2 separate regions of the Mus musculus genome follow, and region 1 is linked to region 2. A link is a loop called in an ENCODE intact Hi-C map of the cell type or tissue named here. Cell type or tissue: heart. All regions are shown on one strand. Links, peaks and the distances in the headings refer to the core of each region. The heading gives the core; the rest is flanking DNA.

Region 1 (4,397 bases), core at 304-4,303, 160 kb before region 2:
TTTCCAGCCTTATAAACACAGCCAGCAGGGAGAATTTTTCAGCCCAGGCCACCTTCTCTGTGCTCTGCAACCAAAGTGTGTGGTGTCTTCATCAACAGGGTCTTCCCATCTGGTACAGTGAGGATCCAAGCGCAATGGAAACGTCTTGTTTTGTTTGGGGGGCTCTGAGATTATCCCCGACTAACAACTCATGGAGGGGAGATGTTCTATACCTGAAACTGAGATTTTCATATAATAGACCCTGGCTTCTGGGAGCACTATTGTCCACCCATGTGTAGAGAGAATCCCTTGTGAACTGTATGGAAGCTTCACCTGTCAAAAAAAAAACAAAAATAAAAACAAAAAAAAAAACAAAACAAAAAACACAAACCTATGGCCCATGAGCTGAGTAGTATGAGAAGATGGTTAACACAACAGCCTTGAGCTGAAGACTCTGAGTAGAGTAGATACAACATAGGCCGTCTAGGCTGTAATTTCTGTGGACCTCTAACAATGTACATAAGTGATTACTGGAGATGAATGTCCTGTAAAAATCGCACGGCCGCTCCTTTGCCTTGGCTATGTGGATACCATCTTTATAGGTGAAAAAGAGGGGAGGGATGTGTCTTCCCAAACTAAATAACTTTCTTTGAAAGGAAATCCAAGCCAAGTTGCTTTCAAAGCCCTTCATAATCCAAACTAGTTGTCGGTTCTTTTCCAACTTTCCCTCCATGTTAGCCCTTGGAAAGCTAACCCTCAGAGCTGAATCAAGTTACTCATTAAGTAACAACCGAGTAAAACTTTCATACATAATGTCAACCGAGCTGGAGCAGCGAGGGGCTATCCTACATTCAGGAATAAGCTAGACCAATCATTCCAGTAGTTCAAACAAACCAGTAGAACATGAACCGGACTCATACACACTGAATCTTGAGATGCTAAGCAGTCTCATATACTACTTGGTGCTCAAGCAGAGAAAATAGAGAGGGAGGGTACAGGTGGGAAATTGCCATGTCTTCGTTCAGATGACTGCTGTGTGTTAAGGACAGCACATGGGGGTGGAGAGAGAGGGAGAGACAGAGAGAGAGAGAGACAGAGAGAGAGAGGGAGAGAGAGAGGGAGAGAAAGAGGGAGAGAGAGAGAGAGAGAGAGAGAGAGAGAGGAAGAGGAAGAGAGAGGGAGAGAGGAAGGAGGGAGGGAAGGAGGCAGGCTGGAAAACCACAAATGTCTAGCTCCTGCTTACTCTCCCAGCTTTCTGGCATCCCTGACTGGTGAGCGATGGTGTAACTTTGCTTGCCTGGGACTGAGCTCTCAGCAAAGGCTCAGATCCCTTCAGTAGCAGTGTGAAGAATGGCGGAGGGGAGACAGAGCTTGAGAACAGGTCACTATTCCTGGGAGGAGCAGCGTGGAAATCACATCCCTCTTCCACAGACAGTAGTGTGTTTTTTTAAACATGTATATATTAAATTCCAGGTTTTCCTTTCCTAGCCCCAGCTCCCAGAGTGACGACTCTGAGACTGTTTATTATTAAATACCTCATAAGCTTTGTCTCATTCTTCAATTAGCTCGTAACTTATTTAACCCAATTCAAACTATTATTCGTCTTCCATTCGTCCTCTCCTTCAGTCCCTCCTTTGTGTCTTCTCTGCCTCTCCCTCAGTATCTTCCTCAGTTCATCTTCCTGCTGGTTTATGTCCAACTTCTTGCCAGTCTCTCAAGTCTCCCGTTTATATGCTCACTATTTCCCAGAATCCTCTCTCTTCCTGCCGGTCTCCCACCTCCTACTTCCTGCCCTAGCTTTGACCATCGGCTTTTTTTATTGACAGGAGATGCTTGCGACAGATCCTCTCTACAGTAGTAATCGCTGGCTTCCTCAGCTTGAAACTGCTCCTGCCCTCTTGTCTCTGGCTCTTAATGAACTGATCAGAATTACCTTCCGTCCTTAGATGCAGTTAAACTTTCTGTGAGTTCACAAGGTGAGATCACAAATGTAGGTCACTATGTCCGGCAGATTCTTTTTCAACTACATCAACTTGTTTGATGATGTTACTGCCGAGGAAGAATCGCTCTGGTGCAAAATGTCTAAGTTTCAAATAAGATCATCTTCGTGTCGTGAGCTGTCTTTTCTTTCAGTTGCCAGTAGGTGGCAGCAGATTACGCCCGGCTCACTGGGGAAATGATTTTCTTCAATAACGCTGTTGATACAAGACAACCTTAATCTAAAAAGGGAAATCCGTTCCTTTCTGTATGGAATCCGAGTTGACTCACAGGAACATTCTTTTAATTTTATGCATTATTTTATATTTGAGATGCCTTTAATTTGCATCCCACTCACTATGTGTCACTATGTGTTACTATTTGTTATTTATTTATTTATTTATTTATTTTAGGTTTTGATCAATATAGTCCAAGAGCTGGGAACCCCGGAGTGTGAGTGTATTTTGGGAAGCCTCCTTTGAAGCCTGTCTGGGTTGGAAAACTGAGGAAAATCCCTAGTGTGTGTTATTTTTCAAGCCAGTGCTGTCTCAGCCCGGAACCGAAAGGAAAATCACTTTATTTAGCTGACTGGACCTTCTGCCATTCATAAGGAACTTAATCTGTGCCTTTGTCTTAGATTTGTCTTTGTAAAGAGAGAGACTATTTATTCCTCGAGGTAACTCATTTGTCTTTTTTTTTCTTCCCCCCACCTTTTTTATTATTATTGGGTATTTATTCCATTTACATTTCCAATGCTAGCCAAAAAGTCCCCCACACCCTCCCACATCCACTCCCCCACCCACCCACTCCCACCTCTTGGCCCTGGCGTTCCCCTGTACTGAGGCAGATAAAGTCTGCACGACCAATGGGCATCTCTTTCCACTGATGGCCGACCAGGCCAACTTCTGATACATATGCAGCTAGAGACACGAGCTCCGGGGGCGGGGGGTACTGGTTAGTTCATATTCTTGTTCCACCTATAGCGTTGCAGATCCCCCCCAGCTCCCTGGGTACTTCATCCAGCTCCTCCAGTGGGGGCCCTGTGATCCATCCAATAGCTGACTGTGAGCATCCACTTCTGTGTTTGCTAGGCCCCAGCATAGTCTCACATGAGACAGTTATATCAGGGTCCTTTCAGCAAAATCTTGCTAGTGTATGCAATGGTGTCAGCTTTTGGAGGCTGATTATGGGATGGATCCCCTGTATGGCAGCCTCTAGATGGTCCATCCTTTCGTTTCAGCTCCAAACTCTGTCTCTGTAACTCCTTCCATGGGTGCCTTGTTCCCAAATCCAAGAAGGGGCAAAGTATCCACACCTTGGTCTTCGTTCTTCCCGAGCTTCATGTGTTTCACAAATTGTATCTTACATCTTGGGTATTCTAAGTTTCTGGGCTAATATTCACTTATTAGTGAGTACATATCATGAGAATTCTTTTGTGATTGAGTTACCTCACTCAGGATGATGCCCTCCAGTTCCATCCATTTGCCTAGGAATTTCATAAATTCATTCTTTTTAATAGCTGAGTAGTACTCCATTCTGTAAATGTACCACATTTTCTATATCCATTCCTCTGTTGAGGGGCATCTGGGTTCTTTCCAGCTTCTGGCTATTATAAATAAGGCTGCTATGAACATAGTGGAGCATGTGTCCTTCTAAAAAGTCCTTAATTTCTTTCTTTATTCCTTCCTTGACCAAGGTATCATTGAGAAGTGTGTTGTTCAGTTTCCACATGAATATTGGCTTTCTATTATTTATGTTGTTGTTGAAGATCAACCTTAGTCCACAGTGATTTGATAGGATGCATGGGACAATTTCAATATTTTTGTATCTGTTGAGGCCTGTTTTGTGACCAGTTATATGGTCAATTTTGGAGAAGGTACCATGAGGTGCTGAGAAGAAGGTATATCCTTTTGTTTTAGGATAAGATGTTCTGTAGATATCTGTTAGATCCATTTGTTTCATAACTTCTGTTAGTTTCACTGTGTCCCTGTTTAGTTTCTGTTTCCGTGATCTGTCCATTGATGAAAGTGGTGTGTTGAAGTCTCCCACTATTATTGTGTGAGGTGCAATGTGTGCTTTGAGCTTTACTAAAGTGTCTTTAATGAATGTGGCTGCCCTTGCATTTGGAGCATAGATATTCAGAATTGAGAGTTCCCCTTGGAGGATTTTACCTTTGATGAGTATTAAGTGCCCCTCCTTGTCTTTTTTGATGACTTTGGGTTGGAAGTCGATTTTATTAGATATTAAAATGGCTACTCCAGGTTGTTTCTTCAGACCATTTGCTTGGAAAATGGTTTTCCAGCCTTTCATTCTGAGGTAGTGTCTGTCTTTTTCCCTGAGATGGGTTTCCTGTAAGCAGCAGAATGTTGGGTCCTGTTTGTGTAGCCAGTCTGTTAGTCTATGTCTTTTTATTGGGGAGTTGAGTCCCTTGATATTAAGAG
Region 2 (4,397 bases), core at 143-4,142:
TGGAAGGAGACTTCAGACACTTTCCATCCCTTTTCTTCCTTTTCCCTCATTCCTCCCCTTTCTCTCATTCCTGGCTGTCACAGATACTTGACCCATGGTGTACTTCCTATAATGACATTGTGACTTGGTCCAAAGCAACAGAGCCAAGCAACCATGGACTGCGTGAACCCCAAATCACGAGCCGCCAAGACAAACCTTTCTTCCTTATAAGTAAGTTGTCCATATCAGGTATTTTGTCACAGTGACAAAAGTTTGGATAATATAAGCATAAAGGGAGAGTGCTTTAAGAGAGATAGGGGTGGTCTCTCCTTCATGGGGATATTGTGAGAGACAGCCTATAGAATGGAGAAAAAAATTGTGAACTCTATGTCAGATAGGAGATTAGTATTTAGATAGATAAAGAACTTAAAACACACACATACACAAACATCTAATGAACAAATGGGCTATGCATTGAATGTGAAGTTAGCAAAAGACCTATGAATGGGCCAGAATTTATTGAAAAAAGTGTTGAACACTGGCCATTAAGAAAATTAGTATTGGACTGGAGAGATGGATCAGCGGTTAAGAGCACTGACTGCTCTTCCAGAGGTCCTGAGTTCAATTCCCAGCAACCACATGGTGGCTCACAACACTGTAAAGGGATTTGATGGCTTCTTCTGGTGTGTCTGAGGACAGCTATACTGCACTCATATAACTAAAATAAATAAATAAATCTTTTTTTTAAAAGGAAAAAATCTTTTAAAAAAATTTAAGGGAAAAAAATCTAAAGCTACAACTACCATATGATGTATCTAGACCACTCCAGAGCGTCTACCTCAGGAACTCTAAATTAAGATACTGCAGAGATACTTGTGCATTCATATTTACTAGAGCACCGTTCATAACAGCCAGGAAATAGAGCCATCAGTAGATGGATAAAGAAGATGTGACTCAAACAGTGGGTAGAGCTTGGGGACTCTTATGGAAAAACAGGCAAGAGGATTGCAGTCCTTAAGGGGTCATGAGTTTCACAGGGTCAAGAACTCCACAGGTAGATAAGGTGGTAGACTGAACCACCAACCAAAGAACATACACAGGCTGGTCCTAGGCCTCCCTGCTCATATGTAGCTTGGCCTTCATGCTGGTTCTGAAAAACTGGAGTGAGGGCTATCCCAAAAGCTGTTGCCTGTACGTGGGATATGTTCTACTAGCTGGGCTGCCTTGTCTGGCCTCAGCAGGAGAAGATGCGCCTATTCTCATAAGAGACTTGTTGTGCCAGGGTGAGAGATACCCAGGGGGGCCTCCATCTGCTCAGAGGAGAAGGCAGGAGGGAGGAAGGATTGTGGGAGGAGGTGACCAGGAGGGGGCAGGGAGTGGGATGTAAAGTGAATAAACAACAACAACAACAATAATTCAAATATATATGTATATCTAATAATAATTTAAATAATTAAAATATATGTAAATATATATGTAAATGTATATATATGTATTTCATATATATATGAAAATGGACACAGTTTCTTTTTCATCTATACAAAGGAATGTTATACAACTGTGAAGAAAACTAAAGTCATGAAATTTGCAAGACATCAGATGCAACTGTAAAACATTACATTCCAGGAAACAAGCAGACTCAGACAAATACAACATAATGTCTCTTGTATGTAGGACCTGAATTTTTTATAATATATATGCACATGTATGTATATAAGTGAGTGTATTCATTTATGTGTGTGCATTATTAAACTAAATGGGATCATGGGAAGAAAGGAAGGAGAAACATGACAGTAATAAAATACAAATGATAGGAAAGAATAGGAAAGTATTGGGGGGGGAGGAAGGGAACTAAGGACACAATGGATAATGTGTTACAAAGTCACTATGAAGCTCGTTACTTTGTATGTTAACTTAAAACAGTAACTCTACACACCATTTAGGGGAAGCCTGTCTTTGCTACTTACAGAGCAAAGCCCCAAGGGTTGTTACGTGGGGTTAGGAAGCACTGCCCCCTAGAGGTCATCTACATGATCTAAGCAGACTGGTTTCTTATACAATAGAAAGTGGAGAGTTCTTGGAAGATGCCGAATGTATTTTCTGACTTGTGGAGATCCAAGAATTCAGTTGGAATGCACTCAATAATTAGTCATGTAAAAGGGTCTTACATTTGAGATGAATCCAACCTGAAAACTTCCTTCCTGAGTTCTAGTTTTCCTTGGTACCAGAAAACACTGTGCAAATTGCTAAGGGTGGAAAGAAATGAATAGTCCTACCAGCTGCAACCTCTATGAACCACACAATGAACGGCAGAATGAGACACCTGTAAAGGCACCATCGTGGCGCTTAAATGTCGGTGGTAACCAAGAGCTGTCTAACTGAACTTAATGCCTTCTTAACGGGAAGCAAATCATGTGATACTGAAAACCTAGCCAGTTTCCCAGAGCTAGTAAGGTCATGGACATTAGGGGAAAAAACCCCTACTATTGCCATTTTGCTAGACAGAGGTACATAATTCCTTAAAACATCGTAAATCCTATCATTATACCACAGATACAATGTAACCATCAGCCCTCATCAGTAAAGCCTCTCCTCACAGCAAATGGAGAGTATCCCAGAAAACTGCAACTGGATACAAAGTAGCCCCAACAGAAAATCTACATTGCAGCTCCTGCATCTATGGCAAAGGAAACATCGAAGAAGAATGTATGAGCCAGAACTCCATAGTCGGCTGTGAAACAGTCTCACCTAGAAGGATTGTACAAACAAAACCAGAACAGCGGCATTATCGATGGACCTGGACAGGGACGTTTCACAGGGTGCCCCCTAGCGGAGAATTACAGGAACAAGAAAGGCTGAGAAAGACAGAATTAGCCTCTCAGGGAAGAGTGCCCTAATTGGTTGTCTAGTACAGAGTGAACATCACTGGCAAACAACATAAACGGACACAACAGGTTATTTCTATATATTTATGTATACATATACACATATGTGCATGTGTGTAACAATAATAAAGAGAAAGAGAAAAGAAGCTAGCGATTTGAGAGTGGGAGGGACATAGGAGGGGGTTAGAGGAAGGCAAAGGAAGGGGAGAAAGTGATGTAATGTTATTTTAATCGAAAAAAATATATAAAGAAGTAGAAAAACCAGATTCTCCAATCTGCAAAAAGGTTTAACGGTAAAAGAGAGAGTCTCTCATAAAAAGAAAAAGAAAGGAAGTTTGAAGAAAATTTCTCTTTGATTAGAGATGTAATCTAGTGAGAGGTTCAAGAGTGGAAGAAGCCAGCATTTTCCTGGATTATTAAGATGCCGCTAGTGGAGTAGAAGCCCTTGATGGTGTGGGGCAGGACTCATCTGTGGCAGCCTTTTCCTACAAGAGCTCCTTGGAAGAGCAGGTGTGCCCAGCCTACTGAGAGTGAGGAGATGACCTAGAGCAGGGGGTGCTCAGTGGGCAGCAGAGTGATGGCTTTGGTGGACCAGGAATGGCTGAGGTGATAGCCAGGGAGGTGAGGAAGCTCTTCTGGGGCACCACTTACAACATGGGGGCCAGCGGGTTAGCCTCTTCCACCCCCTCCCTAACCCCTCCCAACCGTCTTCCTTTGGATTGCTCCTCCCAGATGATCTGTGGTCATGGGAACCAGAATTCTCTGTAACACAGCACCACCAGCCTTTAGGAAGAAGGTTCTGGAGAGGAGAGATGAGACTAGGAAGCACCAGGAAGCTGTCTCCTGGTTCAGACAGCCGGCCTCATGGAAGAATCATTTGAAGCCAGGCTTGGGCAGAAATTTGCAGGTAGCTTTGCTGACTCTGAGCTCTAACGTGAGCCATCATGTGGTTGCTGGGATTTGAACTCATGGCCTTCAGAAGAGTAGTCGGAGCTCTTAACCACTGAGCTCACCAGCTCTCTGAGCTCTAATGTAACAGCAGTTTCACCCCCAACTTACTTCCACCCCTTAGCTTCTGGCAGGAAGTTGTGTTTTTATTCCCAAAGAAGTGTATACACACTGGGGGAGGGGATGAAGAGAGGCAAATTAATAGTGATAGTCAATAAATTAACAAACCAGTATTGGGATGTGCTTGGTGACTGCTGCCCATCAGCACATAGGTACAAGGAAGCAGGCAGGATTGTGGCGCACCCCTTTCCTTACTGTGGGTCTCCCTACTTCTGGCTGAAGGAACTTCTAGAACATTAGAGAGTCCAGGGCTTTTTCCTCCCTTTGTTTCTCCTTCTTCTTCTGGGATCGGACACGAAGACTAGAGCGTTCTAATGGGGGCGTTGGGACATCTGCATGTCCAGGGCAGGATACGTGCTCAGAAGAAAACCTAGGAAGGCTGTACACGTTCACCGGGAGCAATGCTCTCGGCGCAGAAGTAGCCACTGCAACCAAAGCCAACAAGCCAAGGGAGGCAAAAAGCCT

The links. A loop is a pair of places that touch in the nucleus more often than their neighbours do. Peaks named below come from ENCODE experiments on the same cell type or tissue, not always from the same donor. Only the 100,000 strongest peaks of a DNase experiment are listed, where the experiment ranks them.
Region 1: a loop joins it to region 2, with 5 times the contacts of the local background. A loop is called at or near these places in 1 of 42 quality-filtered maps.

What each region holds. Positions count from the first base shown.
Region 1 is chr15:96,505,518-96,509,914 of GRCm38, forward strand. Gm32406 (a long non-coding RNA gene) reads left to right here and starts at 1,779. Exons shown (of 4, transcript XR_384395.2): 1 at 1,779-1,955; 2 at 2,370-2,632. In heart, for the core only: a CTCF peak has its summit at 2,120 (motif pointing right); no DNase peak of the experiment used is centred there; H3K4me3 peaks cover 490 bases.
Region 2 is chr15:96,664,094-96,668,490 of GRCm38, forward strand. No RefSeq gene overlaps it. Among named protein-coding and RNA genes, the nearest start is that of Gm22045, 5.5 kb to the right of the region's middle. In heart, for the core only: CTCF peaks have their summits at 2,005 (motif pointing left) and 2,816 (motif pointing left); no DNase peak of the experiment used is centred there; H3K4me3 peaks cover 358 bases.